2 separate regions of the Homo sapiens genome follow, and region 2 is linked to region 1. A link is a contact called in ENCODE Hi-C data. All regions are on one chromosome and are shown on one strand. Each heading gives the region's core, a stretch centred on a gene start or an enhancer-like site at or near the end of the contact. The rest is flanking DNA. Distances are from core to core; before and after follow the strand shown.

What was found. A loop is a pair of places that touch in the nucleus more often than their neighbours do. Pooled maps may share reads with other maps.
Region 2: a loop to region 1 is called in a map with no recorded cell type, with 5 times the contacts of the local background. The contact joins the promoter of SLC2A5 here to the enhancer-like site in region 1. A Hi-C loop is called at or near these places in 3 of 37 single-sample maps with no recorded cell type and 2 of 50 pooled maps.

The regions. Positions count from the first base shown.
Region 1 is chr1:8,639,771-8,646,089 of GRCh38, reverse strand. All of the region lies in intron 2 of RERE (arginine-glutamic acid dipeptide repeats), which reads left to right. Among named protein-coding and RNA genes, the nearest start is that of SNORD128, 150 kb to the right of the region's middle. RefSeq lists a silencer at 2,312-2,441. Within about 2 kb of position 2,374, at least 5 of the 41 ENCODE cell types and tissues checked have a DNase peak (open chromatin) inside an H3K27ac peak, as active enhancers do.
Region 2 is chr1:9,067,655-9,073,645 of GRCh38, reverse strand. SLC2A5 (solute carrier family 2 member 5) reads left to right here and starts at 4,011. Exons shown (of 12, transcript NM_003039.3): 1 at 4,011-4,142. The coding sequence starts at 4,110.

The sequences.
Region 1 (6,319 bases), core at 1,125-3,624:
AGGTAGACTCAGGTTCAGGTGTTTCACATTTGAGTGACATCTCCTCAGTTCTCTTAGTTGTATGTCTTTGGAACAGTTGGGAAAATGTAGTTCTTATTTTCAGTCACATTATAGTGAACTTTTAGTTATGGATTACATTAGTTAACTTTTAATTTCTTCTGTTTCTTTTGAAATTTTATTTCATCTTTTAGTTGATTGCCTTTTCATGTATATTAGGAAGTTATTCAAATTCCACGTATGTGAAAGACAATTCTTTAGCACATAAAAACTTATTACTTCGTGAGGATAGAGGAAAGAGAAAATACTAAAGTTATTCTAATTAGAGAAATGGGAAGTGATATTTGAGACAAATTAATCATATCTTTTTTGATTTTATAGGGAAAGGATCATTAAGTATCATGAAACCTGTACTGTAGTTGTTCTCTGCACCAAGCATTGGCCACAGATTGGCATCCCATGGGAGTTGGTTAGAAATGCAGAATCTCAGATTCCGCCCCCAATCTGCTGAATCAAAATCCATGTTTTATATAATAAGATGTCCAGGTGATTTAAACACACGTTTAGATTTGAGAGTCACTAATCACTCATTAGTGCTTCCCAGTCTTTTTCAAGCTAACGCAGATATAAAATGAGTCCATTGCATGAGGTGAGAGGATTAGTACCCAGCATGCTTGTCACTTACCTGTGGCAGACTACAAATTAGGCAGATCAAAAATTAGAGAAAAAATATGTGATTTCATGGCTTGAGATTTTGACGTTAAAATATGATGCATGCAGTTCAAGAAGAACAGAGGTGGCTGCAGAATTACATTCTGGCCAAATTATTGGGAATAATTTGCATCTTCTAAAGTGCCTGATTGCAAAGGGCACTGTGAACTTGGCTGTAAATAGTAAGGGAGCTACAACATGGGTGACAACCAGTTTTAAAGCACCTTCTATCTACTGGATTTGCTTTGAGTGTGTAATTTCTAGTCCTTAGAAAATTCCTATACAACCTAGACATTGTTTCCCTGCTGTACAGATGAGGAAACAAAGACATGGAGGCCAAAGTCACACAGCTGGTTTGTAAAATGGTATGGGCCTGTGAGAACTGGTTAAAGCCAAGAATGAACGGACATTTGCATAAAACCCTGAAGAGAATACAAAAAACAAATAACCTGTGTGGAAGAAAAAAGAAGAGATAGACTGATTTCTTCGAAAATGCAAGTGATATAATTACTTTGCTCTTTTTCTCTTTTCTCCTTTTACTCCTAAAATTATTTATAGCTCTCCTGTTGCCAAAAATTGTATGTCTAGTCAGGCACAGTGGTGAGCATCTGTAGTCCCAGCTCCTCAGGAGACTGAGTTGGCAGGATCACTTGAGCCCAGAAGTTTGAGGCTAGCCTGGGCAACATAGTCCATAAGGAAACTATGGGAAGTAAGCTGAGAAGGTGAGTAGTAAATTGTTCAAGAATACATAGGCTAATGGTGATTACTGGATTTTGAACCCTAAGTAACTGAAAGAGAAATACACATTTTTCTATGATCTAATAAAAAGCAAGCATGTTGTATGCATGAAAAGTTTTTTGATGCAAGGTGGTGTACATTGATCACATAACACAAAGGGCAATGTGTTGTTAGAGTGGCTCACATAATTACAGGCTTCCCCCATAATGGTTGGGAAGCTGGAAAAAAGCCTCCAAAACCTACTTGGAACGAGAGCGTTCAGGTACTTGGTTGGCGGGAACTACTGACCGTTCCAACCACATGCTATAACTGGAATAGGGCCCTTCAGGATCTTCCTGTCCTTGCTGTCACTCAGCTCAAGATTCACAGTTCCAAAAGAGTAAATATAGTATGTCTACCTTGAATTGCATGCACATGTCTTGTATAAAAAAAGACAGAAACCTGGATTGATTGCTTTCCCAAGCCTGCACATGATGGGGCTAAAGTTATTCCCCACAATGAGCTTGGGAAGCAGTTTGGTAGGGGAAATAGATGTGGGCTGGCCATGAGACCTTGTTATTGCATATGGATATTTAGCAATAGTTTGTTTTGCTTTGTGTGTGATAGGTAAGTAAATAGAACAGTGAGGTCAATAGAATGTGCACTTTATGCTGGTTCATGTGCAACTTTTGCTAGGCAAGAGGAGTGTGACCAGATGGAATAGAATTATAATATATACTTTAATGGTATAATGTGGGATTGTATTTTAGCAGGAAAGGAAAAAAATAGGTGAGAATTTAAACTTTCACTCTGGCTGTTGCATCAGCAGGAGCTTTCTCATTTCTATTGAAAATGAAATGAAAAATGAACACCTGTCCCCTGGGGTTCCCTCCCCAGAGAGGCACACGCTAACATTATGCTCTGTGGCAGGTTGCCCTGTCTGCTGTGCTCACCTTCACAAAAACCCCCAGATTACTGCATTGTTTTGGTGCCTTCAAGCCAGCATCTGTTGTTTTCATGTATTCTCAGTATCACCTTTGGCAGCGTGCAGCCACTCTTGGGTAACTGCCTGGGTTTCTTATTTCTTAAGTATTGATTTTTAACAAAATAGCCATCTGATTTCAGAGTTGCATAGGGTTTGAGTAGTCTGCTTTTTACCCTGTATTTTACGTAAGTCCTTTCATTTTTAGTGAACATTTTTGCTGAATATGTGGTCTTCCCAGTAACATATATTGTGTTATAGCAGAAATATCTACATAAGAAGCAGTGAACCACAGTGTGTTCAAAAACTGTGTTCCAGAGGAAACAGAAATGTTCTTTAGGTGGCTGTTTAAAAATTGGGCTCAATAATGAGCAAAAACATGTTGAAAGGTCAATCTTTGAAGGTATTTTTATGAGCAATTAATGATCAGATTCAGGAATGCAGCCTGGTGATGACCTACTCATGGATTCCACTCTTCTACCTCTTAACTTTCCACCTTCCTGGGGCCAATTGATCCAGAAATTGTTTGAGCCCACTAGGATTTTCAATTCTTGGATCCCCCCACCTTTCACAGTCACTCACACCCATGGCATCTTCCATTTCCATTTCTGTTGTGTGTCTTTTTCCATGCTGGTTGGTTCCAGCAGGACAGGGATCTTTTTCCCCGATGTATCCCAGGTACTTGGAAAAGTGTCTAGCACATTCTAGGCACTTACTCATTCCCTAGATACCTATTAGCGCAGGCAGAGTTAGCTGCTAGATGTGAGTGCTTAGCCCTAGGTGCCTCTCTTGGGTAGCATTGTCTCAGCTGTTCTTCCTTTAGCAGTTGAGTAGGAGACATGTGCACAGAGCAGTTGATGGGAGGACTTTTTGGGAAGAGTCCTTAAGATTGATATTTATATGCAGAAATGACTGTCCAGAAGGTTTACCTAGGTTTAAAAAAATTGATATTCAATTTGTTAAAGTTGCAAATTGAAGGACACTGTTACACTTTTTAAAAAATTCAGCTTATAAATCTCATTTATAAATTAAACATTTTAATCACTTTTAAGGGATTTTGAATTACAAATTAGTCTTGTTTATAAACTCGTTAATATCTTCAACATTTAAGCTTGCCTTTACTAATTTAATATTTGGTTTCTATTTTTAAAAAGTCTATTAACACAAACCTCAAGTACTTAACTCTTCTTATAAGTTAATTAGACTTACAAGTGAAACAGCCCTAAAAAATTCTCTTAGATGTTTCAGTGTTGTGCATAAACTTCCTTAGGTTTCATCTTGACCACAAATCTGAATCAGTTACACAGAGGGAGAAAGGACAGCATAATCTAGTACCCCACTGCTGGTGGGTTAACGTGGAGTAGAGGACAGCCTCTGTGCCTTTGTCTTTTCATCAATAAAATGGGGATAAGAGTACCTACCTCCAGAATTGTGATGGGGATTAAATAAGTATATACACAAGCACATAGGTGCGGAACTCAGAAAGGGCCAGTCCTATATTAAAATCCTTGTTAAGTGTTACTGTTTTAGATTGGGGTTTTAGATTGGGGTTACAAGGCCAGTTTCTAACAGACCAAATTCTTTCAACTATAAAATTATTTAAAATATAAAATATATCCTGATTTTTTGACCCCCAAAATGTTAATACGATACTTTTGATTCTGTTAAATCCTTCTGCACTTTTCTAGATCTTCACAGAGATAAAAGATGTATATTAAGTTAAGGAAGTGAACTGCCACCCTAGTTAATTTGATTACTTAATTTTTAATCCTCCTTGGTTTGAAAGATAGTTGCTAAGTCTCCATTATCAAAACTCCAAAAGGGGATGGCTCCTGGCCTCACGTGATCTAATTCTGAATGAGGAAAGACAGTGAATTACTTAAGGTGTCGCCATGATAAACTAGGGTAAATCATGAATATTTTCAGAGATGTTACTGCCTCACAGTTGTATGATATGTTCTGTGAGTCTTATTGGTTGGTTGTAAAAGCAAGCTGACAGCCTTCAGAAGACCTTCTTTGTTCAGCACAGAACCTGGAGGTACTTGATTAATTCAGTAGTGTGTGGAGAGAAACAGTGGGGCAAGGAGTTCTTTGGTTTGACTCTCCAAGCCAGATGCTAAAATCAGTCCGGAGGACTGTGACAGAGTTCCAATCACAGTGCAACAAGATTTATATTTACCTAGAATCTAATTGGACTGAGATTTCCTGCAGTTATATTAAAATCCTCTGTCCTTTTTTCTTAGTGAGCAAGCATTTGAACTCCTAAGCTCTGGAGATTTAGCTTTAGCTGGCTCAATTAATTGTTAAATGTTCCCCTTATTATAATTATACATAGATGCCTTACTTTGTAGTAGCTAAGAAAATTGCTGAAAGAGTTGTTTAATCTGTTATACTCTATCAGTTTTGTAAAAAGCTCTGTTTAAAGGGAAACTATTTTCATTTGAAGTGGCATGGTGGTATTTGAGTTGGATAACGTAATTTAAATGGAAATGCAGGAATTTGGCTCTTTTTCTTGACAGAGATTGGCTTGTATTTGACATTGACCCATGTGTTTGTCATCTTTCCAGATATTGCCTTCTATTTATTCTGACAGCTTCACCAGCTGAGAAAACCAGACTTTCCAAAATTAAAAATACTGTCTATGAAGATGGAGCAGTGTATTTTGTTTGTTAAATTACTTTAAAATGTATGTGGACAAGAGTGATTTGTTGTTTTAAAAAGTTTTAAATACTGCAGAATAGATGGCTGTGCATGAATTTTACTTTGGAGCTATGTGAATACCCTAAATACTAGAAAAAGTGAGGATAAATGCTTCACTATTTTACTCCTTCCTTAGTATTAGTCTGAGTTTTATAATGCGTATTGTAAGTACCAGAGATAGATGGGAGAAGGTAAGTTAGTCACTTCATTCTTTTAAGTGAATGCTTAAATGCCTGGAAATGGGTAAATTTCTAGTCACTTTACCAAGTCCATTGAATTCATACATAATGACTATTTGTCATTATATATGCATTAAATATCCAGTACCTTTAAGTCTTTTTCATTATTTCACCATTAAAAATGTACTCAAGCTAATTAGGCATCATAGTATATGTTACATATGAAAGATACTCCACCACTGTTCACTCATTTAACCCCTAAATGTGTTTTCTGACTTACATCTCTAGATTTCCCTATTCAGTTATGTTTGCAAGGAATGCCTTTTCAGTTATGTACAGAGTGATAGTGTAATGTGTAAAATGATAAACCAAACTTTAAAAGGCAAAGGTACAGTTTTATATCCCTTTGAAGGCTGCAGGCATTGTTCTGGCTTTCTTTGTGTTGGACAGATGTTGATACTTGACAGATGGAGTGTTAGTGTCTCACTGTAGACTGATCAATAGAGATTCATATAGTTTAAAAAAAAAAGTTGGGAGGGGAGCTTTGATTATAGTTATACCTCTCTTTTAGAAAGGGAAAGTGGAGTGAGTTTATGATACAGATTTTTAGCATAATTTCAATATGTTGTTTTTTATTCTTTTTTTTTCTGAGACAGGGTCTTACTCTGTCACCCAGGTTGGAGTGCAATGGTGCAATCTCTGGCTCACTGTACCCTCCACCTCCCAGGCTCAAGCAGTCCTCCCCACTTCAGCCTCTCAAGTAGCTGGGATCACAGGTGCATATCACCATGCCTAGCTGTGCTTTTTATTCTTAATTTTTTCATTAACATTTTAATTTGGGCTCTATTTGTAAAGCTCTGTATAACTTGGCTCTAAAGCAGGCTATCATTATTATTAGACAGTATTTAGTTTTTAGACTTTACTTGTCCTGGCCATCCCATTGTGCTGGTATTATAAAACATAGCTACTGTGCAGTTACCAAATTGATTGTGGCAATGTTAGTAATACTGTGTATAATTATAATTTTTCCTTT
Region 2 (5,991 bases), core at 2,762-5,261, 430 kb before region 1:
TAGTTCTACCAGTGAGAAACGGTTTCAGCTGCAAGTGACAGAAAACAAAATGAAGTATTTTTCTTCCCTACTAAGTCAAGTTGGTGGTGGGGAGCTGGGATGGTGCTCCACAGGGTAAGGGGCCCCAGCTCCTCCTAGCTTGGTGCTCTGTCCTGTGGGGCTTCAATCTCAAGGCCCAAGCTGGTGGCATCTACATTCCAGGAAGCAGGATGGAGAAATAGGCAAAGCTAAGAGAGCAAAGTTTCTGGAAGCTGCCTGCCATATGGCATCTTGCATACACTGCATTAAGCGGAACTTTATGTCTGTACTGACTGCAAGAGCAATGGGGAAATGTCTTTATTTTGGGCAGCCGCAGGTCTTGTTCCCAATTCTATTACTACAGAAGAGGCACTGACCAAATGGATTTATGGATGGGGAGGAGAAGCCATTAGCAGCCTGTACAAAAGAGGCCCGTGGCAAAACTTTAAAATTCTAGAACATTCCTAGCAGAGGTGAGGCCAGTAGTGACTGAAGTCCTGGTATCATTGTCTGGTCACAGAACAGCCCGGAGATGTGCCAGCTTGCTTTGTGGTATGGTGTTAACCCAATATTTTGCCCTGGTTAAATTTTTCTTATATAAAACATTTGCTTTTCATTCTGATTCAGAAAAGTAACTTTTATTTCTGTTTTACTTTTTTTTTTTGGAGACAAGAGTCTCGCTCTGTCACCCAGGCTGAAGTGTAGTAGTGCGATCTCAGCTCACTGCAACTTCCGCCTCTTGGGTTCAAGCGATTCTCCTACTTCAGCCTCCCAAGTAGTTGGAATTACAGGCGCACACCACCACGACCGGCTAATTTTTTTTTTTTTTTTGGCATTTTTAGTAGAAACGGGGTTTCACCATGTTGGCCAGGCTGGTCTCGAACTTCTGACCTCAAGTGATCCACTTGCCCCAGCCTCCCAAAGTGCTGGGTTTACAGGCTACCACGCCTGGCCTAGTTGTGTTTTATTATAACAGTAACAGAAACGCTCCTATTTCCTCTCCCCCATCCTATCACCAAGTGATTGTCAATTTTCCATCCTAAATATCCCTCAAGTGTATCTACTTCTGTCTTCTCCATCCCCATGCTGGTCCAAGTCACATTGTTCTTTCACCTGGGCTACGGCAAAGACCTTCCACTGCTCCTTCTCCCCACTTCCAAATCCAGCGGTCTCTTGTCCCCTCATCAGTTCACCTCTGGACATCCAGATGGAACTTTAATTTTTAATTTTTTTTATTTCTAGGGACAGGGTCTTGCTCTGTCACCTAGGCTGGAGTGCAGTGGCATGATCGAATTCCTGGGCTCAAGCGATCCTCTTGCCTCAGGTTTGCCAGGACCACTCCCCTCCCCCCAGTCCCACCTCACCGCTGCCATCCCCCTCCTCCATCTTTGAGCCACTAGGCTTCTCACAGTCTCCCACCCCGCCCTGCTCGCGGAGCCTGCAGGCCTCGGCCTCATGGCGGCCTGAGGCAGGGGCCTGGAGGCTGGTCCGCCCGCCACGAAGGTTGGGGGGTCCCTGGCCAGAAGCAGGACCCGGGCGAGGCTGAGGGGGACTCTGGCAGAAGCTGAAGGGGACCCGGGTGAGGCTGAGGGGGACTCGGGCAAAGGCGGAGGGGAACCCGGGCTGAGGCTGGGGGGGATCTGGGCTGAGGCAGAGGGGGACCGAGGCTGAGGGGGACCCGGGCTGAGGCAGAGGCCGAGGGGGACCCGGGCTGAGGCAGAGGCCGAGGGGGATCCGGGCTGAGGCAGAGGGGTCCTGGGCAGGGACAGGACCCACCCGGAGCCCGCAGGCCCGCCAGGCAGAGGGACTGGCTGAGCGGCCCGCAGCCTGGCGTCATGACGGCCTCCCGCCACGCCCCCGTCCCCGCGCTCGGCTCCCTCCAGGGCGGAAGCACGGGTCGAGCGTTGGTGACGCCATGGCTGTGCTTGCGACGCCCTGTCACTGGCAGGAACCGGGTACTGCGGCCCGCAGCTCCCGGGATGATCCCCTCTGGGCCTGAGGGCCTGGCTCACTGTCCCCGCTTCCCCGGGCTGGGCCGTCAAGGCGGGGACTGGGAGTGTCCGCGTCCCCCCCAGCGACCCCCGGTTTTAGTTACCCCCTCGCCCAAAGGCAGGGAGAAGTGGAAGATCTGGGCCTAGATAGAAGCAGGTGTCATGCACTTGACATGACTGATGACTACAAACTTTGGACGATTATTTTTGGGGGGAGGATGGGGGACGGAGATGAGTCTCGCTCTGTCGCCCAGGCTGGAGTGCAGTGGTGTGATCTAGGTGCGCTGCAACCTCCGCCTCCCGGGTTCCAGCTATTCTCCTGCCTCAGCCTCCCAAGTAGCTGGGATTACAGGCGTCTGCCACCATGCCTGGCTAATTTTTGTATTTTCGGTAAAGACAGGGTTTCACCATGTTGGTCAGACTGGTCTCGAACTCCTGACCTCAGGTGATCCACCCACCTTGGCTTCCCCAGGTGCTGGGATTACAGGCGTGAGCCACCGCGCCCGGCCGGATTCTTCTTTGTGTTGGATTGCACACCTGTACCCGTCTCCTCACTCCCCCATCGTTGATTTCCTCTCCCCACCCTACCCCTGCAATTAAAGTGCATTTTCTTTGGAAACTTTTTCTAGATCTTTGAAATAATTGGAAACCTCTGGTCTTGCTATGCGTTAGTCACAAGTCAGTGTGCTAGGACAGTGATACGCAGAAGAAAAAGACAGGCAGTAGCTGGTGAAAGGGAATGCTGAGTTCTCCCTTGTGAATAGGGACCCCCCCGACCCCCCAACACACACACACACACAGACGGCCACGCTGCTAGGCTTCTCACAGTCTCCCACCCTGAGCAACCCTGGGGATTTGCTGCTAATGCAAGGAACAGTGCCTAACACAGGCTCCCAGTCTCTGCTTGTTTAAAGATGCATGAGATTCAGAATCAATCACTAAAGTAACTGGATTTACGCCACAGCAAATAGAACTGGGAGTATGTTCTGTAAAGATGAAAACCTGTGGGACTTGTGAGACTTTGGATTTTGGCCACTTGCGCTGGTGTGCCCTGTGGCAGCTGAATGAGTGCCAAACATGGGGGGCTGACAGTGGCCTGGCCTTGAGATGGCCGGACCCGGACCAGCAGGTGTGACTCATTTTCCCTGCCCTGCCTGGAAAGGGGTTCGAGGTATTTACCACCTTCCCAGTAGTGATGAATACACAGAAAGTAACATCCCTAGGTCATTCTGAGCTCCTTAAAATGGAAAATAAGAGGCCGGACACGATGGCTCACGCCTGTAATCCCAGCACTTTGGGAGGCCAAGGAGGGTGGATCACTTGAGGTCAGGAGTTCGAGACCAGCCTGGCCAACATGGCAAAACCCCGTGTCTACTAAAAATATAAAAATTAGCCGAGCGTGGTAGTGCACGCCTGTAATCCCAGCTACTCAGGAGGTGGAAGCAGGAGAATCGCTTGAACTCGGGAGGCGGAGGTTGTAGTGAGCTGAGATCATGCCACTGCACTCCAGCCTGGGACAAGAGCGAAACTCCGTCTCAAAAAAAAAAAAAAAAAAAAAAAAAAACAGAAAATGAGAAACTTTCCCCAAACAGTATTACACGGTGACTTGGGCAAAACTGACTCTCCACCAAGAGACACTTGACTGTAGTTTTCCTGGCAGGGAGAGCATCTTTGAGGTCTCTAGTGGCCCAATCTGTTGCCCTCAGATTACCTGGTGTCATGTAGGGTGGAGGACAGCTGTTGTTTGCCATGCGTTCCTGACAGAAATAACCCTTCCAGTCATTCACCATGAGCCTGACTGGTAGAGACTTTAGCAATGGGGAAATACCGTAGACTGTTCCATCAGGACAATGCTGGGCCTGCAGTCCCCAGGGGGCACCCACTTACTTAGCCAAACCCCAGACGTTTCATTTAAAAGCAGAAGTGAAAGGAAGACCAGGTTCCTGAAAGGGTTATTCTGACTTAATCTGGCTATAAAAATGCTATTGGCTGTTATTTGGCATGGCCAAAGTGCACCCAGAATGTCTTCTCTCTCCATTCAGTGCACGCGTTACTTTGGCTAAAAGGAGGTGAGCGGCACTCTGCCCTTCCAGAGCAAGCATGGAGCAACAGGATCAGAGCATGAAGGAAGGGGTGAGTGTGTTGCTCAGGGAAAGGGGCCAAGAGCAGGCTTGGCTGCCAGGGCCTGTGCAGCCTTCCTGGAGAGTCGCTGGGGGGCTCCTGGTGTTGCAGAGGGAACTCTGTGTTGGGAGGGATTATGGTGGGGAGAGGGGGAAAGTCTTGTCCAGCAGGTGGTCTTTTATAGGGAGGAGAGAGGTTTAGAGACAAGTGCTCTGTGGAAATCATTCTACTGGAACAGCCTTTAACAGCAGGATCTGTAACTGAATGGAAGAGACCCAAAGGATTCATTTGTCCCAACTTGAACCAAACATGTTAGCTGCAAAATCCTTCTATGGTTGGTGAGATGTTTCGCTCTGCTTTCGTTTTGCTTTTGGCTTCAGGGCAGTTAATTTTTTCAGCAAGTAACATAGCTGAGCTGCATGAAAGCAAGATAAACTCAGAAAAGGCGTTGCTTGATTTGAATTTAGTTCAGATCTGTCACGTAGGTTTCCTGCCTTTTAGATCCTGAGGCTCCCTTGTTTTAGAGAGGAAAGATTTTCATGGACTCCTGCAACGTAATTGCAGTTTACTTTCTAGATTCCCTTGATTGAGGAAAATGCATAATGTCAGAAAAGTAACACTGACTTATTAACACTTTATAAGAATTTGCATTTATTCATCACAATAGCATCTGCTTATATTTGGAGTGGAGGAAGGATAGTGCACATTTTTGCAAAACAGCATTTGTTCAGGCATGGATGTGAGACCCTCACCATAGGCAGACTGGAAACATGCTCTGTAGCACATAGATTAAGAGTGGGTCTTGGGAGGCTGAGGTGGGTGGATCACCTGAGGTCAGCAGTTCGAGACCAGCCTGGCCAACATGGTGAAACCCCATCTCTACTAAAAATACAAAAATTAGCCAGGCGTGGTGGCAGGTGCCTGTAATCCCAGCTACTCAGGAGGCTGAGGCAGGAGAATCACTTGAACCTGGGAAACAGAGGCTGCAATGAGCTGAGATCACGCCATTGCACTCCAGCCTGGTCAACAAGAGCGAAACTTCATCTCAAAAAAAAAAAAAAAAAAAGAGTGGGCCTGGGAAGTAGAAGCCCCCAGGATTCATTCCTGCTCCATCCTATTCTAGCTGTGGGACTTGGGTAAGTTCTTTAACTCTTCAGTGCCTCAGTTTTCTCATTTGTAAAATGGGAGTAATAACCATACCGCCTCATAGGGTGCTGGAGCAATTAAATGAGATAATGCATGTAAAGTACCTGGCACAGAGTGAGTTCCCCGTAAATGTTACTACTTTTCTTTCTCTCTCTCTCGCTTTTTTTTTTTTTTTTTTTTGACACAGAGTCTTGCTCTGTCACCCAGGCTGAAGTACAGTGGTGCGATCAAGGTTCACTGCAACCTCCACCTTCTGGGCTCAAGCGATCCTCCCACCTCAGCCTCCCAAGTAGCTGGGATTACAGGCATGCACCACCACACCCGGCTAATTTTTGTATTTTTAGTAGAGATGGGGTTTCACCATGTTGGCCAGGCTGGTCTAGAACTCCTGACCTCAGGTGATCCGCCCGCCTCGGCCTCCCAAAGTGCTGGGGTTACAGGTGTGAGCCACCGCGCCCGGCCATCGTAAATGTTACTACTTTTCAATCATTCTTTAGGCTGGTTTCTCCACCTCCGCGTGATTTCCATTTGGCACTGGCTAACGCTTCGTTGTAGGGGCTGTCTTGTGTGTTATAAGATGTTTAGCCGCGTCCCTGGCTCTACCTTCTAGACGCAGTAGCTCCCTCCCCCAGGAGTGACAACCGATGTCCCCGAGAGGGCAGAATCCACTCCCAGCCCTCAACTGAGAGGCACTGCTTTGGAGTCTACTCAGCCC